Regions from separate parts of the Mus musculus genome. Here region 2 is linked to region 1. Evidence: chromatin loops called from intact Hi-C (ENCODE). Cell type or tissue: heart. All regions are shown on one strand. Links, peaks and the distances in the headings refer to the core of each region. The heading gives the core; the rest is flanking DNA.

What was found. Hi-C counts contacts between places; a loop is a spot of excess contacts. Peaks named below come from ENCODE experiments on the same cell type or tissue, not always from the same donor. Only the 100,000 strongest peaks of a DNase experiment are listed, where the experiment ranks them.
Region 2: a loop joins it to region 1, with 7 times the contacts of the local background. A loop is called at or near these places in 15 of 42 quality-filtered maps.

The regions. Positions count from the first base shown.
Region 1 is chr5:24,157,010-24,172,255 of GRCm38, forward strand. Klhl7 (kelch-like 7) reads left to right here. Exons shown (of 11, transcript NM_026448.3): 9 at 1-82; 10 at 1,530-1,627; 11 at 2,438-4,222. The coding sequence ends at 2,721. Nupl2 (nucleoporin like 2) reads left to right here and starts at 7,954. Exons shown (of 7, transcript NM_153092.4): 1 at 7,954-8,194; 2 at 10,334-10,556; 3 at 12,287-12,381. The coding sequence starts at 8,068. In heart, for the core only: a CTCF peak has its summit at 10,420; a DNase peak (open chromatin) is centred at 7,972; H3K4me3 peaks cover 1,700 bases; H3K27ac peaks cover 1,274 bases.
Region 2 is chr5:24,093,482-24,108,727 of GRCm38, forward strand. Klhl7 (kelch-like 7) reads left to right here and starts at 7,109. Exons shown (of 11, transcript NM_026448.3): 1 at 7,109-7,393. The coding sequence starts at 7,274. In heart, for the core only: CTCF peaks have their summits at 7,226 and 8,220 (motif pointing right); DNase peaks (open chromatin) are centred at 7,130 and 7,590; H3K4me3 peaks cover 2,291 bases; H3K27ac peaks cover 1,633 bases.

The sequences.
Region 1 (15,246 bases), core at 3,241-11,240:
ATGTTTGTGGTGGAAGCTTAGGAAACAATGTTTCTGGGAGAGTGCTTAGTTCCTGTGAAGTGTATGATCCTGCCACAGAAACGTATGTATCTATTTAAAATGATTCATTCAGTGCTTTTGCATTCCATAAGGTCACCGAGTAAAAATGCAGAAAGGTAGAAGGAACCCAACAGAGATGTAATTCTTGTTTTCAGAATAGCCATACACTTAACTAGCCTGAAATCTTAGGAAATAACTTGGCCTTGTCATACATGGGAGCCCCTCTCTTTCTGGTCCTGCTTGTGCAGTAAATAAGAATGAGATACATACAATTGGTCCATCAGACTCATAAAATATTGTTGTTTGAGAGGCCAAGAAATGTAGGAAAGAAGGGGAGAAAACTTAGGATACTTTTGTCGTTAAGTAGCAATATTACAAAGTGGTTCTTGTCATTACATTTCACTAGTTGTGTCTTGGGGATCATATCTCCCAATAAAACCTATGCTCAAAATAAGCACTAGCATTTTAATTGGGAAACTGTGATCTCCTCTTCATCCTCCTTGTCCTCTTCTTCACTATTGCTTTCAATTCTAAAAAACATTTATGAAATGTGTCTTAGGTTTTCTGTTGTTGTGCCATGACCATGGCAACTCTTACAAGGAAATATTTAATTGGGGCTGACTTACAGTTCAGAGGCATAGTCCATTGTCATCATGGCAGGAAGAATGGTGGCATGCAAACAGACATGGTGCTGGCGAGGTACCTGAGAGTCCTGCATAGAGATTGGCAAGCAGCAGGAAGAGCAAGTGACACTAGGCCACTTTTAAGCTGTCAGATTTCAGAATGTATGTACATGAAGGCATGAACTTTATATTATTGACATATTTAGAAAAGAAAGAATGTAAACAGAATTTTCCAAGCCTTGTATTTTTGTAATACATGGGGGCAGCTTACTATATAGAAGCAGTAAAGAAACCATACTTATTGTTCCCATTTTCAAGCTACAATATTGTTATTTTACTTGGGTAAGCACACACATAAATGTGTGTGTGTTTCTTGTAAAACAGGGCCATACTGACATCTATAGTAGTAGCTATTAAAAAACAAACCAAAACATGTATTTATTCCTTCTATGGGGTATATTATGTATTCTTGTCACTTGAGCGTCAGAGGTAGGAGGAGCATCCCAAGTCAAGGCCAGTGTCATCTACATGACAAGTTCTAGGTCTCTGGTTACACAGAGAGGCCCCTGTCTCAGAAGGCAGAAGAGGATGTGATTGACGCTTTACATTCTTCCTCTGCACTCCTGTTGCCATTTCAAGAATTATTGGAAACTATGGAAAATGGATTTCTTCAAAAGACATAAATTGTTTCCTCCTGTTTTTATTTCCCATTAAAGTCTCCAATTTACCTTATCTATAAAACTATTATCTAAAACCCCTTGAGGTTTATTTACATGTATGTACATACATGTATGACCATGTATGAAGCATGGCAGGAAGCCTTTCACTCCTTGTAAATGAGCGCACCAAAACCTTCTTTTCTTCCAGATGGACTGAGCTGTGTTCAATGATTGAGCCCAGGAAGAATCATGGGCTGGTGTTTGTGAAGGACAAGATATTTGCTGTCGGTGGTCAGAATGGTTTAGGTATATGCTGTTAACTTACTTGCAGTTTCTCTGGGTTTGCTGATAAGTTCTTAAATTACTGGAACATTTTTTAAAATTGAATCAACACAGCATTATGTCTAAGTGCTAACAAAACTTTATGAAATGTCAAGTGACTGTGACTACCTCAGACAAGTCTGTGCTTTCTCATGTGCCCATAGGGAGTACTGTCACATGTGCCTGAGAAATAGTGAGCAGTTGACATGTTTGACTACTAAGCCATCTTAGCTTTCAGCACTTTAGATACTGCTTGGACGCAGCCTTGCTTTTCAAGATTGACCTTCTCACGTTCCCACGTAATGCTAGTAATGATCTTAACTAATTAGTTAAATAGTGCGATAGAGGAACTGACTCGAGAATAGCCCTTCATTTTGTCAGGTTTTAAGTGTTAAGTAAAACAATAGCTTCTTTTCTGTTATTCTCATTCACTGGTATTTTTCATAAATTGCTAAAAGATAGAAAAACATTTGAAATAATTTATAATCAAAGCAAATCACTGATACTTTTTAATTTTCTTTTCCAGGATGGAACATTTGTAGGAAATGTGTAGGGTTTATTTTGTTGTTGTTGTTGTTGTTTGTTTTTTTTACTTTGTAGAAAAAATATTTCTGAAAATTTCTCAAGAATAAATATTTAGGTAGTGGGCGTGTGGGTAATGATCATAAAGCTCTTATATCCTTTCTATGTGGTTAACAATTTTATTTTGAAACTAAAATATAAAACTTTTAGAAACTATGAAGAGATCCAGCAATCACTAATAAAATAAAGTTCTCATATGTTGTTCTTTTGAAGGTGGTCTGGACAATGTGGAATATTACGATATCAAGTTAAATGAATGGAAGATGGTGTCACCGATGCCATGGAGGGGTGTCACGGTGAAGTGTGCAGCAGTTGGCTCTGTCATCTATGTCCTGGCAGGTTTTCAGGGTGTAGGCAGATTGGGGCATATCCTTGAGTATAATACTGAAACAGATAAGTGGATCGCCAACTCAAAAGTCCGGGCTTTCCCAGTCACAAGTTGTCTAATTTGTGTTGTTGATACTTGTGGAGCAAATGAAGAGACCCTTGAAACATGAATGGTGAATGGACTTCCACTCATCTGAAACTTAGAGATATGGCCACCAGTGGTTTATTCCAAGAGTTCGGTTATGAAGTTCTGATCTGGTATTTTGATAAAGTAAGATTCCAATAAGATAACAGTTTATATTATCTGGATCTCCTTACTTAATTCAAAGATCATATTTTATTTGGCCATCCAAGAACCTATCAGCCAGAAAACGTGAAAAGTTACAAGCACTTCTTGAAAACGTGAATTGCAAATATATAACTGATTGTGGCAGAGTGGGGCATGCTCATCAGAGAAAGAGCCCCAGCTTAGCTCTAGATTCTATTTTCCTAATTGTGTAAGTGCTGTGTAGTTAGGGCTTTTTGTTTCTGTTTGGTCAAGAACTAAGTAATCGTATGAATTATAGTCGGAGATGGTAAACTCTGATAGAGTAACTGTAATAGTGTTATGTATTTTGCTTGTCTTCATTATTTCATTTAGTGCCAAATTATTCCATTTTAAAGTAAGCAAAAATGGCTTAAACATACACACTTTCTCACAAAACTTCTCAGATTTTTGGGACTTAACTGTACCCAGTTACTCATGAAATAATATATTCAGTCCAATTAAATGAAATATTATACATTTTTGTATAAAATATTAAGCTTAGCACCCATCATTAATTCATATGGTTTTACTCAGCAGTGTAAAAAGCACTCTATGTCCTCATTCTCTATGCGAGAGCCAATCAGTAGGAACGATTGACCAACAGAAGAAAAGCTGTTGGAAGAAATTTCTAGATTACTAGAAAAGCACTGATAATTGTAGCCCAGTAGCATATGGATTTTAAAAAATACAGTTTTCTTTTCTCCTAGCAGAACATGTTAGAGGTAACTGAGTTTTCTCTAAAAGTTTTGTAATAATTGGCATTAAGTATATCATTATTCATTGCTTTTATGTGGACAACAAATTACCAAACGGCCTATTAATTTTTCTCAGTAATGTTTTGCCCTTTGACTATGTATGAAATGTGCCATGTTAAACTGTCAATCAATGTTTTTATCTGATATTAAATATTTTTAACTTAAATAGATTTGCTTTGTTTATTCATTCTACGTGTGTTCATTAATATTTCTTAAATTTGTGAAAGTTTCCATTTAAAATTTTTCTCTGAATGGAAGTTAGAACAGACTCTAAAATGTTTAAATTAAAAGTGAAGTTGAAAAGTGACAGGATTTATCTGTCAAGTTCTTATGTATAGACAGCTTTATTGAGATGTAATTCATAAGCATACAGTTCACCCATTTAAACTGTACTAATGTAGTGGCTTTTAGTATGTCTATATGCGGGGCTGGTGAGATGGCTCAGTAGTTATGAGCACTGACTGCTCTTCCAAAGGTCCTGAGTTCAATTCCCAGCAACCACATGGTGGCTCATAACCATCCGTAACAAGACCTGACGCCCTCTTCTGGAGTGTCTGAAGACAACTACAGTGTACTTACATATAATAAATAAATCTTTTTTAAAAAGTATGTTTATATGCACTGTGTACAGTCATCATTGTATTTTTCAAGTGTTTTCATAACTCCTCCGAAAGAAGCCCTGTACTTACTGTAGTCACTCCTATTCCCATGTGCTAGCTTGCTACACTGCTACAAACTACTGCTTGCTTAATGGATTAAACCAACCAATATATTTTCACTGTTTAGGAGGCCAGATGTCTCAAATCTGGCTTTTGGAGGATTGGGCAAAACCGCCACACACCCCATTCCCACCCCTGCTGCTGGTTGCCAGTAGTCCTTGACATTTACTTCTTAGTTTATACCTAGAGCTGCACTGCAGTCTTACACCTTCATCTTCTCATGGTCATTTCTTTCTCTTGTGTAACTATTTTCACTTAGTTCTTTTGTAAATAGCATTTATTTGAACCATTCTTTTTTTTAACTTACATATGAATGAATATATACCATCTGTATGCCTGGTGCCCACAGAAGTCAGAAAATGGGGTCAGATCTCCCGAATCTGGTTGTGAACCACCACGTGGGTTCTAGAAACTGAACCCAGGTACTTAGAAGAACAGCTAGTGCCCTTAACCTTGGAGCCATCCCCCGCTGGCCTGGAGTTAAGATACCCACCCTCTGCTTTCTAAATGCTGTGACTAAAAGTATGCACCACCACATCAGAAGGATTCTAGTACTTTGTCTTAAACCACTTACATCTGCAAAGATCCTGTTTTCAAGTAGAAATGCATTCTGGAGTTCTGGATAGATAGGAATTTTGTGAGGAACACTATTTAACCCAGTACACTCTTACAAACTCCAGCCTTAGACAACCTCCACCTCTAGACTGTAAAATGATCTTTTATTCACTTGATGTAATTGTCATCTCAGGCTCACTGCCTCTGTCTGCTAACCTAGGTGAGGTCCTGGAAGCTTCCAGCCTCCATACAATCTTATCTAGGCCTAGAATGTTTTCATCTTTTGAGACTTACTGCTGAACAAGCTCACCCTTTCTAGCTCTTTCTATACTCTGGCTGGTTCAACTTAGCTGTTCTGGCTCAAACTGATTCAATCTGGCTTCTCAGTCTCTGACTGTTGTAAATATTTTTATGTAAGATGTTGAAATTTGCACTATTTTAAAATGTGGCTATTTGAGCTGGGCAGTGGTGGCACACGCCTTTAATCCCAGCACTTGGGAGGCAGAGGCAGGCGGATTTCTGAGTTCGAGGCCAGCCTGGTCTACAGAGTGAGTTCCAGGACAGCTTAGGGCTACACAGAGAAACCCTGTCTCGAAAAAACGAAAAAAAAAAATGTGGCTATTTGAAGCTGGAGAGGTGGCACTGTATCTTGCAGAAGGACCTGGGTGTGGTCCTTTGCATCCACTCGGAGGCTCACGATCATCTACAACTCTAGTTTAGGGGGATTCAGTGCCCTCTTTCTAGCTACCTCAAGTACCAGGCACACAATGAAGCACATGCATACATGCAGGAAAACATGAGAAAAATTGTTAACATAGCTAAATTTTCTGATGACAAAATACTCATTTATTACACTGTAATCACACTGATAGAGCAGTTACCCCTGTAGAATAGGCAGCACTGTTAAAATATTTTGACTATATTAGCTGTTCTTTTTAGGCTGCTGATTAACTAGAACACATAACATTTTATAAAGCTTTCTATAAAGTTCCTTTACTCCTAATAACCTGTATCATGTTCCTAATAAGAACACGTCTTCCCCCAAACCAGAACTATCATTCACAATTCTAAAGGATAATGGGTAAAAGTAAACTATTCAAAGTATATTACTTCATATACAAATTGCTTTGTATTCAAATTTCTTTGTATATAAAGTACATTTCATTACTTTTTCAAAAAGTTCCTTTCCTATAATGTACTCTGCTTTCATTTCAGTAGATACTGGGTTTGTCAGTGTTCTGTCCTTTGAAGTGCTTTATTTTGATGATACATGGGTTTTACTTTTGAGAATCACAATTTGAGTATGAATGTTTAGTAGACAAAACTTGTTCCATATTATAACAGTAACTGTGGCTCTGTGGTCTAGTTTTTAAAACTTGTCATTATAGTGTCATGAAAATGTTTGAGTCATGAGGCATTTTAATACACCAATATCAAAATGTGCCATTTAATAAAGTTATTCAACTAAATCTATATTCTTTTTTGACTGTTTGCATTAGGTAAAATCCAATTTACTCCATCCAATATGGCACCAAACCAGTTCTCATTAAACTTCAGTAAACTGGTATTATGAAAGAGCATTTTGTGGGTTGCAGCATTAAATCCTGATTGATCCTTTTGAACCCCTTAATTTTTCCTCCAAAGATTTTTAAGGTTTCACTCTGATATTACCAGTTTTACTCCTTTTAAACATAACTCAATTTGTTGTGGGCGGGTGTGAAGATTCAAAATAGTGGCAGTTCTCACTTTGGTAAGCTGAGGCAGGAGGATGACTGAGACCATGCTAGATTACACCTACATATAGAGCTATCTAGATTGTGTTTCCTATTACTATGACAAACCCTGGTAAAAGCAACCTCAGAAGCATGTGTTGATTCTGGCTCACAGATTAAGGTACAGTCTAGCACAGCTTGGACGGGATTTCAACAGGAGCATGAGACAGCTGGGCACATTGTATTTGCAGTCTAGCAACAGCAATGGATGTTCAACTTGAATTTGCCTTTTTATTCAGTGTGTGCCCACTCCTTTGAGAATGCAGTCCTCATTAAGGGTACATCTTTCCAGTTCAACCTTTGTGAAAGCATCTTCACAGACATGCTCAAAGGTGTGTATCTATGGGGATCTAAGTCTGACCCTCCAAGTCCAGAGATTTGTGTCTATGGTGATTCTAAAAGTAATCAAGTTGACAGTATTTACCATCACAAGTGTTAGGATTACTAGTTAGAGTTTTGCTTTTGATCTCTCCATCCTCTAGCATAACCAAAATATAAAATGAGACTCAAGGTATACTTTGAGTCTGAGGAGTCTCTAAGCTGCCTTCAACTCTTAGTTTATCCCCATTCTCCAATTTTAATTTCCAAGAGCAATTTCATTTCATTGTTATATAATGTACTTGTTTTATACTGATACAGGGTCCTGCATGAGAACTGTAAAGATAATAAATGAAACGTAGTGGGTGTACGGTTTTGATCTTAGCACTAAGGTAGGTGGATTTCTGTGGGTTCGAGGCCAGCTAGTAAGACCGTATCTCAACAAAACAAACAAAACAAACAAAAAACAGTAAATTGGATACTTTCAGAAAACCTTTATCTGAAACTGCTCCTGAGGAAAATCGGGCTGCTTCTGTGTCGGTTTTACTCTTTGTCATTTTTCCTGATGAAATTTCAAAAGGCAACATTTACGTGAAATTTTAAGACATTACCGACTAAGAAACTAATAGATGCTTTTCGCCTGCATTGAGTCCTGTTTCCTGGTTACAGCTGGCTTTCTGTAAATAATCTCTCTTGATAAACAGATTTTTTTTCGTTGTTAAGCCCATTTTTACCTCCCCCCCCCCCAAGTAAATGTAAAGAACGAATGAGTCTCGCAGACTGTATACAGCCAACTAGAGGGTTGCTGGTTGTCTGCTATATCTGGTATTCTCTAGATTCGGGTCCGGGTTCAGGTCCGGGTCCGGGTCCGGGTCAGGGATCCAACGACCGCGTCCCATTTCAGCATACCCGAGCGCTGACAGCTCTGCTCTTCTTAAATCCCATTGGCTAAAGCCCACGCGGCTCACGGCACACTGGTCACAGAGCCTCTGGGCGCGGGGCGATGACGTCACACTAGCCGGGCCTCGGTTGCTGGAGCCTGGGCCCTCGCCGGCGACCGCGAGCAGGGTCGAGCTGGGACGGCGCTACCATGACCATATGCCAGTTTTTCCTTCAAGGCCGGTGCCGCTTCGGAGACCGCTGCTGGAACGAGCATCCCGGCGCCCGGGGTGCGGGCGGGGCTCGGCAGCCGCCACCGCAGCAGCAGCCACCCTCAGGTGACGGTCTGGGAGCCTTGAGCCAGGGCCACTTGCTGCGGACGCACACCTCCACCCCGGGCCCCTGCCCTGGCATGCGACGTCTCACCCCCAGTAGTTTGACAAGTCGTTTCTGATCGTCACACGTGGACAGGCGTTTGGACTTGGGTGCTCCTGTCAAACACTGCGTTTTTAAATTAGAGATATCTTCATCAAAACCTCCTTTTTGGTGAATGGCAGTGGTAGGGAGAATTCACGTGGGTTCATTCAGACCCCTTTCTCTACTCTTTCCCCTTCCTTGTCCGTGATCACAAGCTCTTAAAATCTGGGCTTTAGTTAGTAGCTTCCGACACTGGGTCAAGAACCTTACAAGTTTTGTGGAAAGGGTATTCAGGGGTTAGACATTAAACCAGCACAAAACAAGGTTTTAGAAGTCAGATAAATACGTTTTGTTCTCTTAATTTTGGAACCTAGTTTTTTGTTTGTTTTGGTTTTTAGGTTTTCAGAGATCGGCTTTCTCTGTGTAACAGCCCTAGCTGTCCTGAAAAACTCTTTGTAGACCAGGCTGGCCTTGAACTCACAGAGATCCACCTGCCTCTGCCTCCTGAGTGCTGAAATTAAAGTCATGTGCTACCACTGCCCAGTGGAACCTAGTTCGTGACGTTGTCAGTGGGTGCTTCTCTTTCCCCTTCTCTTTAAGGCTCCTCCAGCCCCTGTGTTCATGCTGGTTTCATATTTCCAGTCTTTTCGTGGAGGAGACAGATTGTATCATCTACAATGCTTCTAGTGAAAGACTCCAAATTAGGAGTCAGGTTCCGATAGATACTGGTATACTCCCAGGGACTGCTGAGAGGAATGTTTGCCATTTGGTCTCTGGAAACCTACTTTAAATGTAGTAATTTGCAAGTAAATGTTCAGTAGATAGATAATTAGGGGAAAAATACAAATAAAACTTTAGAATGAAAAGAAAGAAAAAGAATGCTTTGTAATTTTAAGGCCCACATTTGGGCCTTAAATACCTCTCTCTTTCCCTCTGCTCTGCTCCATCTTACGTAGCTTCCTGTTCCTCCTCCTGTGAGAGCTGGGCATATCCTATTCTGTCAAATTTTTCTCTGATTTGTCACTTTGTCTGGCACTCAATTAGATACCACTTTCAAACATAGCTGCTTCCTTCTACAGACTAACTTTACTTTCGATGTCTGAGATTAAAGCTGTGTACTAAAGGCATGTCTATTTCAGCCAGAGGAGTACTCTATCAGTCTGTTTTTAGTATATATTAAGTGATATATTTTCTAAATCCTAAGATAAATTACCTTTATCCTAGCATAAACTAGGAAGTGATAAGATTAAAAACAGTATCAAAACCTGAAACAAGTCCTATTGGCTTATTATTATTATTTTATGAGTTGTTAGAAATCTACGCTATACTTTACCTATTAGTAAGCTCTGCGATCTCTATATGAAGGATAGGTTGTGGGCATTGTGTCCACAAAGTAAAGACAGAGGCAAACACTTTTTAAATACCTATTTAAGGACAGAAAGTAAAATTTAACCCTTTTTATTATCCAGTTTATTCATTGTTCTCTTTCATTCATTGTCTCTATGGCCCAGTGCAGAAGCATACACACACATCCAATGATAGGTCAAATGAGGGCCTTGACCGAGCTGGGCTCACCGCAAAGCTTTTAGAGATGTTTAGAGTATTTTTTATTTATTCCCTCATGGTCAATTTAATAGGCTTAACACTGAACTCACCGATATGTCTTTATATTTCTATGATCACATTGATCTCACTTTGTTGTTGCTTTTTGTCAGCTTGGGTTTTGGGGTTTTTATTTGCTTTTTGAGATGAGGCCTCACTATATAGTTCTGACTGACCTGGAACTTAGAGACCTGCCTGTCTCTCCCTCCACAGTGCTGTGATTAAATTCTTACACCAACACACCTGGCCTTGATCTCATTTTTTAATATAAAGAGAACATTATGTGACTTGTTATAACATATAACAAACTATAACTCATAAAGGGATTGTCATTTAAAACTAGTAGAAAATAGCACTGTGTATAATGTCAAGACATAATAACATAAAATGTAATAGAGATCTTCAAGATTGGAAAAATTTACCAATTTTCTGATTGTTTGTTTTCTTGATTATTTTAGGGAATAACCGTCGAGGGTGGAATGCCAGCAGCCAGAGGTACTCCAACGTCATCCAGCCTTCCAGCTTCCCCAAGTCCACACCATGGGGTGGCAGCAGAGATCAGGACAAACCACCATTCGGCTCTTTTGATTCTGGGGCTTCTACCAGCAGAGGCTTTGGGTCATCTCAAAACCCTTTTGCTTCACCTCTCTCTGATGAGCAGAAAGATGAAAAGAAACTTCTGTGAGTTAAAAGTGTTGTAGAAAATCAATTGCTTAGCTTTTCCAGAAGCAATTACAGTGTTTTCAGTAAGCAAAACAAGAAAAAGAAGTCACCCGTGGCCCTGTGGCTCAGCCAGTCTGTTCACACTGTGAGCTTCTCAGACCTCATCACTTAGTGTGCGTTCTTAGGTTTGTCTGCTCTGGTCCACTTCCTGCTGTACTAGCATATTTCAAAGGTCAGTCTTGCTTAAACTAAAGTCGGTGTGCTCTGTGCTCTTTACAGAGTATCGGGTAACTCAGAACAATCGCTATCCTCAAGGGTACTGATAATATCACATATTTTTCTTTGTAAAACCTTTATTTCAGTTTCCCTATTTGAAGTTCCATAAAGAGTGAATTTTTAGGTTAGTTTGGGGTGTATTTTTTTTAAGGGGACAAGCAGGCTTTGTTTTATTTGAAAGCAGGGTCTCCCTATGTAGTCCAGGCTGGTTTGTAACTCAGGTCTCACTGCCTCTCTGTCTCCAGAGTGTTGTCACTTCACCAGCCATTTGTTTCTGAAATGCTGAGGACTGTGCCTAAATCTTCAAGCATCAATTGTGTGTGTGTGTGTGTGTGTATGTGTGTGTGTGTGTGTGTGTGTGTGTGTGTGTGTGTGTAACAAGGCAAAGTTCTATTGTGATCCTAAGTGTAATAGCATCCTTTGTGATACCTATCACTTTAGTAGTTAATGGTCACATTCGATATGAAAGAAACATTAATTTAGAGTCAAATGTATAACTTTGTTCAGATTTGCTGTTAAGTGCACAGATCTGAAGGCTGGAGAGGTGGCTTAGCAGTTAAGAACATTGGCTGTCTTTCCAGGGGACCTGAGTTCAATTTCCAGTACCCACACAGCAGCTCACAACTTTTGGTAACTCCAGTTCCAAGGGATTCAACACCCTCACACAGACATACACCAAGGCACATAAAGCTAAAAATAAATTATTTAAAAGTATATGTTTTAAGTACATGGACCTGTTTCCTATATTACAAAGTAGAAAATTTAAGTAAAATATATCTGAAGTCCTATAACCCACTCTTAAATTTTAATGATTCTCTATAACTGGTAGTGGTACTTTTTATTGTTTCCAGTTAAAAATACTGTGCATTGTATTTAGTTCTTTAAAAAATATTATATTTATGATAATTCTTAAGTATATGGATTAGTTTTTCTATTAATTAAAAAGATAGCACTATTAATTATTCTTTATTATTTGTAACTACAAAATACAAGGTGTTTGTTGTTTTGGAAACAGTGTACAGCCCAGATTGACCTTAAACTCACTGTGTTACCTGCCTGGCCTCAAAATTCTCCTCAATCACCCAGGTGCTAGGACTGCAGCTGTGTTCCACCATGCTCAGGTTGTCATTCATAGTTCTGTGAACTTCTGAGGTAGAAAAGAGTCTTCAGAAAAGAAGATGGTGGTGGCACACGCCTTTAATCTGGCACTTCGGAGGCAGAGGCAGGAGGAGCTCTGAATTGAAGCCAGCCTGGCCTACAGAGTGAGTTCCAGGACAGCCAGGGCTACAGAAAGAAACCCTGTCTCAAAAAACAAAACAAAAACAAAAAAAGAAAAGAAAATTAAAAATATGTAAACTTATGTATTTACTAGAATTTAAATTTTTAGTCACTTAACTTCATAAGTAACAAATTTTAATGAGCAAGTAAAATATCCATTACTCTCATTTTTCTTTCTTTTCTTCTTTTTCCAGGGAAGGAATTGTTAAGGACGTAGAAGTTTGGGAGTCGTCGGGACAGTGGATGTTTTCTGTTTACTCGCCAGTGAGAAAGAAACCCAATATTTCAGGTAACTGGGAAACGTGCTTGACTTGTTGGCTGTTTTTTGGTGAGGATGGAACCCAGACCAGCATACATGCTAGGCAAGAGCCCTGCCACTAGGCTATGGATGCAACCCTGTACTTGTATGTGTTTTTAAAATATAAAATTTCTACTGTCTAAAACTAGGCCATGCTAAATAAATTTATTCCAAACTTAGGCACAGCTAGAATTTGATCTTTTTTAAAGTATTCAAGTATCCCAGCTAAATGATTCAGAGACTGAAAGCCATAATGTAATTCTTTTAGTTTATATTATTTATTCTCAAGAAAGAATAATAAAATCAGGATCTACACAGTTTTAATTCAGTCAACTAAGGAGAGGCCCTGCTTTATGGATTCCCTCTGTAAACCCTCAGGATGCCCTCAGTGCTACCTTGTGGCCAGGAGGGTCCCACGCTGCCCTCCATTGGAGCCCTGGCTGCTGCCTTGCCTTTCCTCCTCTTCCCCACCAAGAATCCTGCTTCTTCATAAAGCCTGTCGGAACTCTCAAGGAGCCATAGAGATGGCATCTCTTTAGAAGACTCCTTTCTTTCCATTTGGTTTTTCCCATGATCCCTATGACTGCCAAGTTCTTCCAAGCCTCTCATGGAGAGCCTAAGTCTCTCCTGTTGAGACAGCAGGCGTGGCCCAGCCCAGCCCAGAAGTCAGGGTCAGATTCCAGGAGCGCTGCTGGGCCTCACCCCTCACCTCTGGCTCACCACCACCACTCTCTTATTCAGGTAAAAACTCTTTACTGACTTTCATTTGTCCTGCACCCTGATCTGCATTTGAGGGACACATAAACCATGAGCGGTTGGGGTTCTTCCCGGAACCTTGTATCCTGGAGGAAAGAAAACAAGAAACCATGACAACAGACCGTTTAAGATAGTGGTAGTTTCTGTAAGCTTTGTAAGCCCTAGATATTTAAATTTAAATATTAGTACTTAAGTACTACCAAGTATTAAATCTTAATTTACAAATGGACCTAAAGCCTAATGTCTTACATCTCTGGTTTACATTTCAAAATATGAAATATAGAGAGTTCTCCATAGGGTGATCATGTAAAATATAGGACATGCAGTTAAATTTAAATTTCAGATAAGAAAGTAGTATTTTCAGGCTGGAGAGATGGCTCAGCGGTTAAGAGCACCAACTGCTCTTCCAGGGGTCCTGAGTTCAATTCCCAGCAACCACATGGTGGCTCACACCCATCTGTAATGAGATCTGATGCCCTTTTCTGGTGTGTCTGAAGAGAGCACTGGTGTACTCACATACATAAAATAAATCTTTTTTAAAAAGAAAATATTTTCAATATATGTATCCTATGTAATATCTGGGACATCCTTAAATTTGTTTTATATTTGAAATTTTAATTTATGTAAACATCTGGGTTTTTTGTTAGTTAAATCTGGCAGCCTATCCCTGAGATATCTGTAGGAACTGGATATATTCATAAATGTTTTCATAATAATACTAAGACACTAATGGCCATTTTGATTGAAATGTGTAGTATTGGTATAAAAGTATTGTTGAGTAAAACTGATGGATTTAGCATAAACCGAAACAGCAACAAGCTGCTCGTAGACTGTAGGAATCATGGGAAGAAGGATTTGGAATAGCATTCGAACTCGAGGAGGTAAAATTATCTCCGTTCTTAATGAAATAACAGTCTCTGATTTTACACCCTCTTAGCCTTTGACTATGCACTTTACCTACCTCAGACAAAGCAGGGGTGCATGTACTCCGTGCTTCTGCCCTGTACCCACGTGTGCTGCTCACGCGAAGGGATGTTTGCCACCACCAGATGGTATTGGAAAGAATAACAGCTCTATGGTTATTCACACTTGGCTTTGGTAGATATTTTCTGAATGAGAACAGAACAGTGAATGAGATAAACCTGTCACCTGGGCGATTGTGGCAGAGAATGACAGGGTTACTGCCAATAGTAAAACTGAAATTCCCTGGGAAAAGGTAGAGTGATGGAAACCCTTTCTGTCACATGAGGACAACAGCTTCCCAGTCTTTAAAAATCTCTTCTAGTAAGGCTAGTGGTGGTGCTGGGCATGGTGGCAGAGGCAGGCGGATTTCTGAGTTAAGGCCAGCCTGGTCAACAGAGTGAGTTCCAGGACAGCCAGGGCTACACAGAGAAACTGTGTCTCGAAAAAAAAAAAAAAAGAAAGAAAAAGAAAAAAAAAACTGTGTCTCGAAAAAAAGAAAAAGAAAGAAAAAGAAAAAGAAAAAAGAAAGAGAGAGAGAGAGAGAAAGACAGACAGACAGACTAGTCATAGCATGAATATGTGTCGACTTCAGGGTTAGTTTGTGTTTTTGTTTTTGCATTCTAGAGGGCCCTGTGTCATGTATGGAAGTTCTCTAGGGCTTGTTCAAGACCAAAGTGTCTTGTTACAGAATCACGCTGGCTGAAATCCATTCTAAGTCCAAGATGAACAGACAGATGAATTGTAATCTAACTACTCAAAAAGTTAATTGGCTTTTATATCTGCTTTATAACTGGCCTTTAAAACCCTCCCACTTGTCTGGGCATAGTGGCATGCACCTTTAATCCTAGCACTCGGGAGGCAGAGGGGGGCTGATTTCTGTAGTTAAAGGCCTTCCTGGTCTACAGAGTGAGACCCTGTCTTGAAAAAACAAACAAAATAAAAACCTTCCACTCTCTAGCCACATTTATCTGAAAAAGCCATTGAGACTTGTTTTTCCAGTGACAAGTCTTTGGGATGTAGTTTGTATACAACAGCCAATAGCAGGATAAAAGCAGAAGCACAGAGAAGCACAGACAGGAACTGGCAGACAGAGCTGGTGAGAGCCACTCAGCAACTCAGAGCATGTCCTGCTGGTGC
Region 2 (15,246 bases), core at 4,587-12,586, 62 kb before region 1:
AGTGCATCAGCCCCCCAGCTCTCCCACAACCACAGCACCCGTGCAAGCTCTCCAGCACTGTCAGGGATAGCTCACCCAGTGCTGCAGCTCTAAGGGCAGGGTCAACTCTCTCACTCTCATGCCCCCGGGGCCTGGCTCATTTGCATCCATACCACCAGAGCCAGCTCTACTGTGCTGCCTAGTTAAGGTGTGGACCTGCTTTCCCATATTCTGTAGCAGGCAAGGGGTGGGGCCAGCTCTCCTAAATGCCTCAGGTGGCAAGTAGGGGACATCATCTCTGCACCCATGCCACCTCATGACAAATGAGTGGTGGAGCCAGCTCTCTCACGGTCATGCCCTGGGGCCAGCTGGCCCTTGCCCCTGCCACCAGGGCCAGCTGTACTGTGCTGTCAAGGTGAGGCTGTCAAGGTGAGGTAAAGGGCCTGCTCTCCCGAGTGCCTCTGACTTCTCAGCTGGTAAGAGATAGGGCCAGCTCTCCAGAGTGCCACAGTCAGTGAGGGATAGGGCCAGCTCTGAATAGCCCTTGGACATCAACATAGTCCCAGGTGGCAGCTTAGACCAGGGATGTCTGCATGGTCTTTAGTGTGGTAATAGGAGCCAGGAACTGTGGAGAGCCGTGCCGCGAGCAATCGCGGGCGTGCAGTGAGCAATTGCCATTATAAGATGGCGCTGGCTTCCACTGCGCCTAACTAGTAAACAAGCCTTATGCACAAGTGCAAGAGTGAACTCACGCCTAGTCACTGCCCATCTCGCAGCATAGTAATGGGGTGATGGGCGAGCAACGAATCAGGAGCTGTCAGGCCACATCAGGTGCTAAAACGTCACTCTGTGAGCTATATAAGCAGCACCATTTTCCCGGTTCGGGGGTCTTCCCTCCTGATAAGTAAGCAATAAAAGCTTTGCCGCAGAAGATTCCGCTTGTCCTGAGTGTGTTCTTGCTGGCGGGGACAAAAGCCCGGGATAAGGAACAACAGCACAGACCCCTGCTGCTGCATGACCATGAACCCTGATGTGGCCCTCAGTGGCAGCATGGGCTGGATTTCAACGTTGCCTCAGGTGGCACTGCAGGCTATTTACAACATGGTATTCCTCTTCACGCTCCACTCTCCAGTTCCATCTTCATAATGCTCAAACTGTTCCACCTCTCTCTCCCATCTGCCCACCTTGTACTTGAAGAGTGCAGTGGCTTCTGCCGTGGGCAAGCAATATGGTTAGTGGACCCCTGGGTGTTTCCCTATGCTGGAGCCACAAGGCAGACAGGCCGCTGGGTGTCCTCCTTTTCCACAGCCACATGGCATCTTAAGCATTTTTTAAAATCCTCTTGCCAGTTTGGTATCAAATTCTACTTTAACAGATAAGGAGAACAAGACAGGGTATCTTGGGGGTGTTTATTTTATATCCAAGCAACACTTAATGTCTGTGCTGTGTAATCTCCCTACTGTCTATGGACTCTAAATTCCATGTTCTTTCCATGAATTTCTGTGTTTTGTGATATGTGAAAGGGCTGTCCCAACATCAAGCACTTAGCTGCGATGAGTCGAAAGGAAAAGTAAAGGGAAAAGAACTTCATTTCAAGCTGCTGAGTTGGAAGATGGCAGGCCATAACCTACAGTGAGCACTTTAAACCCGTTAGGGACAGACTTTAGGGTTTAAAGGGCATGTGGGAACCTGACAAGTGAACATGTTGGTTGTCCAGTGTTTTTGGTTTTGTTTGTTTTAAGGTTTTTGTTTTTGTTTTTAAAGACAGAGTTTCTCTGTGCAGCTCTAGCTGTTCTGGAACTCACTCTGAAGAGCAGGTTAACTCAAAGATCAGCTTGCCTCTGCCTCCCAAGTGCTGGAATTGTTTTTGTATTTTTAAAGCCTTTCTCAGTAAAGTCTACTGAGTGTGCAGGCTGAGTGTTCGTTCACCTTAGGTCAGCCAGAGCTTCACACAGGAAATTCAGAGGACCTAAAAGAGACCTAGACTGTCGTACTTGAGTCTGTCTCTCTCTGGGGGACGGGGTGGGGTTGGTGTCTGGACACCTCTGGCACACTGCCGGAAGGAGGCAGGGCAAAGTCTGAAACAGGGGTCCATAGTTGTTCCCAGTCTCCTCTCCGGGTACCTAGGCGCCAGGTGTACTGCTGAGAGAGGAGTCAGGAATAGGGGTCTGTGGTCTGCCTTTTCTCTTGGGGCATCTATGTGCCAGGCAGGAGGGGGAAGATGGAGCCTGGAACTAGCAAAATCCAGTATGATTAATAGCAAGGGCCGAGAGTATCAGAGGGTCTGGAGGGGAAAAAAGCCTCCCTTGGGAGTCTTAGGCAAGGCTCTTTAATCAAAGGCCTTCCCTGTGGTGACCCTTAATGAAGCAGCTCTGAGACGACCCTTGCTTGTTCATATTGGTTTATTTGATGGTGGCTATGAATCCATATACTTTATTGAGGGTGAACCAAGTATTATATATCTTTTGTGGGAGAAAATACCCAGGAAGGGAAGCTCATTGGCTGAAGGCACAAGGCTATCTAGATACCTTACTAGCATGGAGAAGAACTCCAGGTATGTGTGCTATGTGATCCCAGTGCCCATAGTCCTCATGGGGCGTCATGGTTCAGTTGTAGCAGAGCAGGGAGAGGCGGGTAGGGAATGCCTCCACTCTTGCCGTTCTCAGGTCTGAGGTTCCCGGGGTATGAGCTCATTCAGCCTCATGGGTTCTGATGCCTGCCTTATGCCGTATGACTTAGTGTAGGTCCCACATGCCCTACAATAGACCATCAACTTTTCTGTGCCCATTAAAGTAGCTTGTGTCTGAATTTTTTATGGTCGATTTTTTGGCAAGCATTCTTTCAGGTGTGACCTTGAGGAAAGAAGGATTTGTGTGTTTCTAAGGTGAGCTGATTTTTAATATAGATAGATGTATACAGATAGCTAATGTCTTAGTCACTGTTCTATTGCTGGGAAAAGATACCACGGCTAGGGCAACTCTTATTTCTTTTTATTTTATTTTTTTAAAGCATGTAGTTGGGCTTACATACAGTTTCAGAAGTTTAGTCCATTATCCTCATGGTGGGGATCACAGTAGCATCCAGGGAGACGTGATAACTGAGAGTTCTATATTCAGATCCAGGCATCAGGATGAGAGACTTAGTGGGCCTAACTTGAGCATTTGAAACCCCACAGCTCACCATCAGTGACATACTTCTTCCAACAAGGCCACACCTCCTAATCCCTGTCAAGTAGCATCATAGCACCATTTCCTAACAACTAGGCATTAAAATATATGAACCTATTGGGGGCATTCCTATTCAAACCACCACAGACAGACAGACAGACAGACAGACAGATGATAGACAATCTCTCTCTCTCTCTCTCTCTCTCTCTGTGTGTGTGTGTGTGTGTGTGCATTTCTGTCTACCCAGCAGTTTCAGAGATCAAACTCAGACCATCAGTCTTGGTTGTAAGTCTCCTTAAACACTGAGACATCTCGCTGGCCTCAAAAAGTAGATTTTATAGAACAGACTGAGACAGAAGAGAAGAGCAACGTCAGAAAATCAGGTCTTGATGGGAGGAGGGAGTCATATGTGCTTTTTTTCTTGTTTCTTTTTGCCTTTTTAGAAATAGCACTCTATCTTATCACCTTCACTTCTGACTTTGAATCATGGATTCTTGCTGTCTCCAGAGGTTTAGAATTAGGTTTTCATTCTCCAGCATTCTGCTTCATTTAATAAAGTATATGGTTTTATTTTGTTTTGTTTTTTTTTTCTCAATTTCTCTGCTAAGTAATTTTGGCTGTTAACACGCCACATTTGTTAAGTCCTCAAATTATCAACTAGCTAAAGTAAACAGACATTAGAGAATCCCTAAGTTTAAAAAATCATGTAAACAGAAACACATCTTTCTGGTTTGTAACAACAGACCCTTACTTGCTATTTTCTCTATTACCCTATTGTTTGTACTGATCAATCAAGAGAAAGCATAATGCTTCAAAATGTGCGCCAAAGTTCTCTGGAACAGCAGCATCTCCTCTAAAGACCCTGCAGACTGCATGGCTGCTGGGAATGTGGAGGGACGGAATGATGTCAAGAGAGCCAACACAATCCTGGGCTCAGTTTATCCATTTACATCAATGTTTGTATCTGCTCTAACATTCTCATAATCAGAATGTAAGCTTAGCGACCCTTGGCTTCTACCTTCCTAAGGTTAAGAGTGCAGAAACTTCCTAAAATACATACACATATGAAGTTGATCTAAAAGAAATCACCAAATGACAGGGGACACAGAGTTTCAGCTGGCCTTCTCTTGTCATCAAATTAAACTTCCAGGACCACGATTGGGTTACATCTCATTGAGCTGTTGGCCAATGGGGCCTTATTGTAATCCCCAACCAACCCAGGCTGTTACCTAGATGATAGGCTGCTCTCCACAAACTGACAGCAAGACCCTACTGCTGAAGACAGCATCCATACAACTCATTGAACATGGGAATGTCAAGCTGGAACCTACATAGAGCTTTTGCCCCTTTGTGCTATGTACAGAAAGTATTCTTCACGCTACCAAAAGAGAAACATAAACACCAAACCAGCAACAAACTCTTTATCTACAATGGTGTACTGCCTACAAGTTATGCTAGGGTAATGATGGCACAAAGCTTCTGGAGTAAGCAACCAACTCTGCTTGGGTGGTCCATACTACTTGGGTGGCCAAGAACCAGAGACTAGATAGTTCAGGGACCTAGGATAAAATCAAATAATACTAGTCAAAAAAAAAAAAAGAGAGAAAAGAAATCAGTGTAGTAATAAAATACAAATAATATTTATTATTCTAAAAATATCCTGTTGTACTCATAAATTAGTGCCTTGGTCAGCCATCATCAGAGAAGCTTTCTCCTGAAGCAGATGGAAACAAATATTGGGACCCACAGCCAGGCATTACAATGAGAGTGAGAGACCTTGGAACACTCAGCTCTAAATAGGATGTCTCCAACAAATCCCTTCCATCAGAGCTCAGGAAACTCTGCAAAACAGGAGGTAGAAAGAGCACAGAAAGAGCGCAAGAGCCAGAGGGGATGGAGGACACCAAGGAAACAAGGACCACTAAATCAGTATGAGCAAAGCTCACAGGAACTCACAGAGACTGACACAGAATGCACAAGGTCTGCATGGGTCTGCACCAGGTCCTCTGTATAGACAGTATGGCTTTTCAGTTTAGTGCGTTGCTGTTGTTGTTGTTGTTTAAATTCCTGTCTGTGAACAAGTGGGTCTCTTATTCTTGTGTCTTCTCAAGGGTTTTCTTCCTTTTGTTAGGTTGCCTGGTCCAATCTCAAAGTAATGGGTCTTGTTTTATATTTTATTTTGTTGTATTTTTAAAAAAGTGAATGCATGAAAACCACTAGGATGAAGGTAAGAACTAAACTGTCATTTATACCCGCTGGGAGAGGGAAAAACAGTTTTGTTTAATGGCGTGACACTGGTGTATACCAATCACTCCAGAGAAGGTCTCATTTTCAGGAATAGTTGACAAACATATAATAGACTCCAGCTTTGTGTGTGTGTGTGTGTGTGTGTGTGTGTATGTGTGTGTGTATGTGTGTACACTTGCATGCACAAGCACGCATGCACTTTTCTTTAATTACAACTTGATGTTTGTTTTTCTTTTGGGGTGTCATTTTATATATTTTCTTGGTTTTGTTACAGTATTGGATTTGTTTGTTTGACAAACAACTTAAAAGTTGGGTGAGGGCTGGTGAGATGGCTCAGTGGGTAAGAGCACCCGACTGCTCTTCTGAAGGTCAGGAGTTCAAATCCCAGCAACCACATGGTGGCTCACAACCATCCGAAACAAGATCTGACTCCCTCTTCTGGAGTGTCTGAGGACAGCTACAGTGTATTTACATATAATAAATAAATAAATATATTTAAAAAAAAAAAAAAAAAAGTTGGGTGAGCAGGGACAGGAAGATCTGGAAGGATCTGAGGGAGAGGAAAAATATGATTAGAATATATTTAATTTAAAAGTTATCTTAAATAAAACATGTTGAAAGGGGGCATCATATATATATGACGTCTAAAACTTCCAAAAGGATTTTCTCACTGTGCTGTGGTCCACCAACTTGATGCTCCCACCAGTGTATCTGGTAAACGCCTTGATTAACTTTCTTCCCCCACCTCCTGCAGATAAATATATTTATCTAATCTCTTTTATAAAGAAACATACTGTCCAGGATATGTTCAATCCCTTTTTAGGCCATTGCTGACCCTATGCAGCTTAAAATAATTTATTTAATTTTCTTTTAAGCAGTTATTGTTTTAGATCAACAGCGGTCTAGATCATTTTACATAAAACTTCTGTCTAGTTCTTCATACATCTAGGTAGAAAACTGAGGCTATGTAGAAAGTTCATTACTAGAAATAACGACTTCAGTCCTGTGTATTCCTAAACAGCAAAATAAAAAACTCATTATGAACATGTTTCTGTGAGTTCTAGGACTGAGTTCTGTATTCCAGTAGAACTGCCCGGGGAAACCTCAATAAAGTTGGCTGGAACTAACACCTGCTCTCTAGTTTTTTGGTTTTTTTGATTTTGTTTTTTTCCCCAGACAGGGTTTCTCTCAGTAGTCCACCACTCTCTGCCTCCACCACCACCATCACCCACCAGATCTGTTTTAATGAGAAAGACAGCCTACTAAACAGGCAGGCATGTCACGGAGAGGAGAAATCGACAGGACAATGGTTTTGCTTTCTGAATCTCAAACAAGTAACTCTTGTGCTTATCCTAAATAACCTTTGCCTTGCAGTATGCAATTTTCCTGTAATAGTTACTGAGCGCCTACAATGAGCCCCAGTCTGAAAAGGCAGTGAAGAACTGACCCTGTTCTCAGGGAGCTTACGCCATAGGGAGACGTCTTAGTTTGTTCTATTACACAATTATCCAAAATAGATCATCACGAAATCTAAACCTGGGAAGTCGGCCTTTGGTAGAAGAAAAGCACACGCGAGCTTGGATCAGGCCGAAGGGTACCCACTGTTGAGGACGCCGCACCGCGCGACGCAGCCGGTTGCTAGGGCGTCGCGTGGCTGTGACGCACTGCCCCGCCCCCTCCTCCTTAGAGCGCACCCCCCCCGCCCGACCCAGTGCGCATGCTTGGGACTCCCTTCGCTTGCAACCGTGGCCGAGTTGGCTTCGTCTCGTCCTCCTTCGGCTTTCCCGCAGTTCTCCGAGCTCCGCCGCCGAAGCCGTGCTCCAGACTGCCGCGTGTGGCGGGCAAACTGTCGCCGCGAACCCGCAGAGGGCAAAGAGAGGATGGCCACCTCCGGCGTGGAAAAGAGTAGCAAGAAGAAAACTGAGAAGAAACTTGCGGCTCGCGAAGAAGCCAAGCTGCTGGCGGGGTTCATGGGCGTCATGAACAACATGAGGAAACAGGTGCGGGGCGGTGCGGGGTGGTGCGGGGCGGTGCGGGGCGGTGCGGGGCGGTGGGCAGGGGTCCGGCGGAGGCTGGCGGCGGGGCCGGCGCCTTGGCTGACGGCCTGCTCCGCCACGGGGCTTCCGAGGCCCGCTCGACGGGGACTCCTGCGGCGGGCGGGGGGCCTCCGGGGCGGTTGTGTAACCGGTCTCATCCAGTTCCCCGTGAGGCCTGGAGCCTTCCCTTACCGTGCGGTGTCATCTGGAGCTCTCGGAGGGAGGCTCCCGCCCCGCCGCCCTGTCACCCAAGTGGCACGAGTTGATAAATCACCTGTCATTTAGGGCGACGCCAGTCACCAGTAAATAGCAGTTTTCTAAGGGTTCTGGCGCCACTGTTAACCAAGAGGATCTCTTTGTGCTGTCTTTGATTTTGCCGTGTATTGGAGAAACCGCAGCATTTGGTTGAAAGGTGGGTTATGAAAGGCACGGCTTAACGATGGAGACGGTAGATAGGTGTTTGATAGAATTAACTAGATTATAACCTCCAATAGACCGGTAAGCAGGGGAACACCACTTGGTTGGTTTTTGGTTCCGTGAGTTTTACTTGGTAGAGAACACATTATGGATTCTGGGGATGTTTGTCAGTTTGTTGACTCTGAAATCTGTTTTTCAAGAGGACAAAGCACTACAGATAAGCTTGAGTGATTAAAAAACCTAATTCGGCTTTCTGACGCTTTTGCTGTGAGTATGGGCAGCAGAAGAATCTTAAGATTTATTTCGGAAGATACCAACTCCTGATTTCTTAAGGCCAAACACTGGTCGCAGCAGTCTTCTCTTTGTTCACAAGATGGCACACTGCTCTGGTTGTAGCGGATAGATACTATGTTTTCAATGCCTATATCTTTCCTGGTTTTTATGCTGAAATAGCTGTGAATGGCTGGCTTCTTTATTAAAATGCATCTCTTTTCATATTTGTGTTCTTTTTGTGTAACCTTTTTGAGATCTACAGAATTGATGATTTGAGATTGCAAGTGTCTTTGATGTGTACCTCTAGTGGTAATTAAATCGAACTCACTGGTGCTTAAATTTGTTTAAGCTCATTCTGGTATACTCCTACTGTCCCGAACTGTGGCAGATGTGGGCTGGAGCTTTGCAAAGCATTACCTCATTCCTTAGATAGGCTGCAACAAAGTCACAGCATCCATCAGGTGTTACAAGAAGATGGTCTGAACCAACATGTTATTTAGTTCTTTGATTTTAAAATTAATTCATATTTCTTAGACTTAGCTTTAGAATATTGTGACATCTTTTTTGTTAAAATAGAAATACAGTTATGAGATTTACTGAAAAATCAAGGTTATGCTATTGAATACAAAGAAGAATATGGATATTTGGTGAGCACTCAGGGATCTGACCCTTCTACTGTGGCTAATTTAATCTGTTTTATGGTGTATTTCAGACTCCTGTAGCATTTTTATCAACTTGGAGGATTCCTGCATTTAACAAAGATGCATAGTACCATTTTGTACTGATTCACATAGTTTATTTTTGTTGAGCTATTATAGACTCCTAGAGCATTTTAATCACCTTAATGGATTCATGTATTTTTCTTTGTTTTATGGTTTTATTGCCAAGTTCTGATGCTTGCTGGGGCTGGAACACGGACCCCTTTTTTTTTTTTTTTTTTTGGTTTTTTCAAGACAGGGTTTCTCTGTATAGCTTCTGCCTCTCAAGTGCTTGGATTAAAGGCGGAACACGGACCTCTTATTCAAAACATTTTCACTGTAGTTTCTTTTGTTGCTTAATCTTGTCTGTCCTAGAACTTGGTCTATAGTTTAGGATGGCCTTGAACTCAGAGATCTGCCTGCCTCTGCCTCCTGAGTGCTGGGATTGATTAAAGGTGTGTACTAGTGTGTCTGGCCCTAAACTTTTTCACAAGTTGAAAGATTAATTGGATGGAGTCTTGCCCTGAGGTCACCACCCTTATATTACAGTTAGAATCAGGTTTTTACAACTTTTCATCTCCTTGAGCACAAGGACCATTACACTTCCTGGTGCCCCTTTTCTCCTCAAACTGTACATTTTATATATTTTCCTTGCTCATCTTCTTCCTTTTTATTATAGATCTATATAAAAATGGCTCTGATAACCACACAGTTAATAGTAGGATATTTTGAAATCTCTGCCAAAGCTGTTAATCTATTACCTTCCAATTTAGCCTCAGGCAGATTTTTGGACAAGGGTAGTGCAACAGACTATCCCCTTTTTTTGTCTTCTATCTTCGTGGAACGGGTCTCTGGTTGCAGGTGGGTGAAGGAGTCAGCAAAAGTGGGTGACAAACAGAGACGACAGGAGAGAGCATGTTGAATCTGAGTATAATTTGTCAAATCGAGCAACCTACTTTTTATACAGAAGAGTAACAAGAAACCAGGCAAACACTTCCCTGCTAAGTTACAGTGACACAAAACAAAAGGAATGCATACATCAAAAGATGGCGGAGACCAGGCCACATTTACCTCTAAGAAGGGAGCCAGGTGTAATGCTAGTCTATTGTTAAGCCCACCACCAGGGGGTTCTGATCTAGCAGACCTCATGAATAATGCAATACCAGAACCCCTATTTCCTAGGCCTTGGTAAATTCTTGCATATGAAGGTAACTTGGCTGTTCTTTTAAGTGTCTGTGGGGAATCTCCATTTGTCAGAAGAATTCACCAACTTGCTTCTAATAGCAATGTAGCCTGCTATACCTGGCTGTAGTGAAGATTCTAAGTATACTTTGCTAAGCTTGCCCTGAGATTTCTAACTCTTATCCAGTAAAATACTGTAAGAAAGCATGCAAGACCCTCCACAACATTGCAGGGACAAATCTGATGCATTCTAGCTATGGGAATGAATGCCAAGGTTCCAGGAGGCTGAGTTTCCTTGAAACTCTTTGCTAAGGACTGCTTCCAGGTTTCCAAACCTGTAATGTGAGTCACTCCTGGAGTGGATGCAGCAGGGTAGAAAGCAGCTACAATCTTCACCAAAATATCAAAAGCATCGTCTTTAGCCCACGTACTGACATTCTTCTCTGGAACCATTTGAGCCAGCCCCACCACCTCATTAACCTACTGTTGTCCCTGTTTCTACTATTATGGCTCATTAAGACCTTAAAACATTCAACTGCTTTACTAGTCCAAAGTCCCAAAACACCATGGCCAAGGCAGCTTTTACAAAGGAAAACATTAATTGAGTCTGGCTTACAGATTTCAGAGGTTTAGTTCATTGTCATCATTGTGGGAAAGATAGCAGCCTGCAGGCTGACATGGTGCTGAAAGAGGTAGCTGAGAGTTTTGAATCTGGATCAGCAGGCCACAGAAAAAGGCACTGGGCCTGGCTTGAGCAGTGACACACTTCCTCCAGGAAGGCCAAACTCCTAACATTGTCACCTTCTATGGGTCTGTGGGGGCCATTTTCATGAAAATCACATTTTAAAAAAAGATGTATAGTTTCATTTTGTAGTAGTTATTGTTCATATAGCGTTGCTCATGACACAGGAAAGATTTAACTAAGAATGACTGACAAGGGCAGTTGATGGGGGTAGGTTGAAGCAGAGGCCAAGAAAAGGCTTGAGTTTTAGAAGTGTTCTTGTTCTTTGGTAAATACTTTGTATCTCAAATTTGGGTTATATTTTGTTTCAATTTAAACCTTATTCCATTGCCAATGAAGGAAATGAGTGCTTGGATGACAATAGCCCTCTGCACAGACCCTGAAACATTCTTTTAAGATTTCCAAACAGGTGGAGGTTAGCATACCACAATTCCAGTCCCTACCCTACCTGCTAATTTGTTTATGGATTTAGGTAACACAATTTTGGTCATTTCTTTTATATACTGCTATGAGGTCATTATTTTGTTTCTATAACAAAATAATCAAAGGTTAGTAATTATGAAGAAAACAATTATTTAGTTTTTGATTTTGGAAGTCCAAGACATTACCAATATCTGTTCAACGTCTGTTGGGTACTATATAGTGCACCATGAAAATCAGAAAGGAATCGGCCTTGTGTTAGAGAACAACTGAGACTGCGGGGGAAATGACAGGCATTCTTATAAAAATTCACTCATACAACTAAGCTACTCATTTGTTTTTAAAGAGTTTTTTTTTTTTTTTTTTTTTAAGAGTATCGTGTACATGTAGATAGTAGATAGTACACATGACTGCAGGTGCCTTCAGGGGTATCAGGTCCCCTGGACCTGAAGCTACAGGCATTTGTGAAATATCCCACGTGGTGCTAAAACCAAACTCGGGTCCTCTGCAAGAGCAGTATGAGCTTTTAACCACTGAGCCATCTCTCCAGCCCCTAAGTCGCTCTCATAGGAACCATACTGTGTTCCTGAGGATGGATCCCTTTATACCTAGTTACTTCTGAGGGGCCCGCCTTGGTCCCATTGTTTAATTACCAGTGTATGTAAGCTTTGGCATTAGCTTTGGTACAGACTGTAGGAGTATCGTTGTACACTGACAGCAGCTTTAGCTTTTTGGGGTTTGTGCTTTTTCCTTCATCATCCTGGTCATTTCTGTCTTTCTGTTTTTAAAGTGAACTTTCTGATTAAGTGTAAGTTTTACAAATCAGAAACTCAGTAATTATAAAGTGAATACATTCTTAACAATAGGACTAAAATGTGACCAATACAAAAATGGTTTCTTGTGCCTCTCAATCTCTTTCTCCCATGACAATTACCATTATCTTATGAATTTATTTTTATAGGTAAGCATAGAATCATGCAGTGTATGCTTGGGTTTATTTTGCTTCCATTGTTTTCTTTTCTACCTCACTGGAGATTAAACCCAGGGCCCTGCACATGCTGAGCAAGCTCTACCCCACACTGAGGTATGCCCTGGCATCATGCTCCAGTTTCTTAAAAACCAGTATTAGTGTGCTTATCTGTGTTACTATGTAGACTAAGTAGCTCATTCCTTATGGAATATGGTATTTCTCCATTATACAAATATATCATGATTTATCCAGTGTATCATTAGTTATGAAATGAGACTGTTTCAAGAGAAAAAGAAAAAAAGGAAAGGAAAAGGGGGAAAAATTCTAAACACTGAAAGAACATGAAATTGGGGAGGTAGGGAGGTTCTGGGAGGAGTTGGCGGGAAGAATATCATCAAAAACATAAGAAATTCTCAAAGAATAAGTAAAAACATTAAAAAAGAGTACTGCTTTGAATGTTTTTTATGTCTTAATGGTGTGTATATGTTTATGCTTTTATTGGCAAATGCCAAGGAGGGAAGTTACTGAGTTATTACAGAGAGGATACCACATTTGATTTTAGCACATAGCTCTCCAGTTTTCCAACATAATTGTACCAAATGCACACAGCTTGGTATTGATGGCATTTGTTACTTTAGCTCTTCTAATGAGTGAACAATGGCATCTTATTTAATTAGATTGCCACTTGATTTTCCTAACCTTTTGTTTTGATTAATTTCATTAACTAATATAATGAGAAGGCTCTACAAGGCTGGATCATAATCACTGTTATTCATATATAGTTAATGCACCTTTTTATGTTGATGTCTATGTATTTCTTAATATATTGAAGGGCATGTCTTTAGAGTATCATAATTTGCATTTTTTTTTTACCATGAAATGAGTTCAAATATATTTACCATTTAAAACCTTATGTTAAACCTCTTATTGGGAGTTCTGTGAGAGAAACACAAAGCCTATTTGAGAATTGGATAGGCTTGCTAGCTAAAATTATAAGTGTTTTTGCTCAGATGGAAGGGTATCCTGGGACTTGGACACCCAGGAACCACACAGCTCTGGCCTTAGCAGAGGTCTTGCAGCTCCCTGGAGAGGACATCCCCAGCTGAGCTGAGGAGCCTCAGCCCCACTCCACTTCTGCCATCCTTCTCTTCTCTTTATTGCTCCTTGGCTTCTTCCATGAGACAGTTACACCAGGCAGCAAGTCTCATAAAAGAGATTTCTTGGAGTGTTGCAGGATATTTGAACACACTGTGAACCCCAAGATTATGAACTGGCCAAACCTTGTGGTATGGCTTAGCCCCAAGACAGACTGTTAACCCAAGAACTTTCTTTTTATTGTAAACAAGTACTTGTGTGGCTTCACCCTAGCATACCTCTTAATCCAAGAGTAAAGTGACCCTAGGTCCAGGGACAGAACAAGCAACCAGCTGAGAGGGAGTAAACATAAGCAGAAAAGAGAGACAGAGTTGGAAGGTATTTAAAACAGTGGAGAATTCTGGAGAAAGTCTTTTCCTTCTGGGACATCTGTGGACTAGGAAGGTCAGCTGGGCCTCTCTGAGCTCGCAGGCTTTCACCACAGCATCTGGCTCTTGAGTCTTCATTTGGTAAAATCTGATGATTGGAGAGCGTGGAGGGATGAGTCCAAGGATGGCTGCCCTCTGCTTCCAGGAGTGCACAGCAGGGAACTGAACAAAATGTAGGGCTTGCCAGGGCGTGGTGGCGCATGCCTTTAATCCCAGCACTTGGGAGGCAGAGGCAGGCAAATTTCTGAGTTCAAGGCCAGCCTGGTCTACAGAGTGAGTTCCAGGACAGCCAAGTCTACACAGAGAAACCCTGTCTCGGAAAAAACAAACAAAACAAACAAACAAAAAAGGCGGGGCTTATATAGGATTTCATAGTAGGTGGAGCTTTTCAGGGCAAGAGATTTCCAGATCGAGGATTGGTGAGATTTCAAGTACTGAGTTTAGGAAGCTCAGGGATTGGTGGAGTTTTGTGGGAAGCTCAGGGATTGGTGGCAGTTTTTTACCCCTTCCCCTTGCATTAGGCCCATGGGTTAGGCTGGAAAGTCCTGACTGCAGGTGGCTTTGGCTGAGGCACCATATCTGTGGAGCTGCTTGGGGAGGCTGGAGAGGAGGTGGTGCCTGTGATAGCTCCTGTGGGTCAGCTCCTGCAGTGGTATTTTATGAGAACTGTTTGCTGAGGCAGGAAAGTCAGCTCCCGTTGAGGCAAGAAAAGAGACTTGCCACTGTGGACAGCTCCTGTGAGCTAGGTCCTGCTGGAGAGGTTGGAGAGGAGATCTGCCACCGTGGACAGCTCCTGTAACAGATATAGGCTGAAGGTGTTGCGGTGCCTTCACTTTGACAGGAACCACCATTTCAGCAGCTCCTGTAGGATTTCCTTCTGCAGCTGTGGGGTAGGCTGGGATGGAAAGGAGGGGCCAATCTCTGATTTGATCACATTTGAGGCACACTGCTCAGGGATTACAAAAATGACTATGATTCTGGAGTTTCCTGTGTTGTGTTTTGTAAAGAGCTTTTTTTTAGTTTAGTTTTTTACATGAGCACATTTTATTTGATCAAATCAATTCTTAACTCTCCCCTCCAACTCCCGATTCTCTTGTGCCCCCTTCCCTATATCAGCCTCCCACCAACATAAAACTTGCAGGACAACACTGATTGGACTTGCTGTAAGGCTAACTAAATCAGGGCACCCATCCCTGAAGACACCTGACTGTTCCCTGGCATCCATGCAGCAGCTCATGGAGGAAGGAGTGCAGCTTTGGGTAACATCTAGAGTTGTTGAGAGGTTGTGAGTGCTATTGCCTGTTGTGCTCTGAGCTCGGTGTGTGGGTGGGTTCCATTTGGGGATGAGTCCTCCACAGTGACTTCATCCCTGCACTTTGATCCTTTTCGGTCTTCTGTATTAACTTCCATCCACTGGCAGAAGAAGCTTCTGTGAGGAGGTAAGCTCTGGACTAGTCTCGGGCTAGAAACAAGTACGTAGGAGGCACTTAGATATACTAGGTCAGTTTAACAAAAGGCTAGGAGTAGTTTTTTTCTAGCTACTAGTTCTTGGCCAAGTTTATAGTATGGGTCATCAGTTTCCTGGTGTTAAG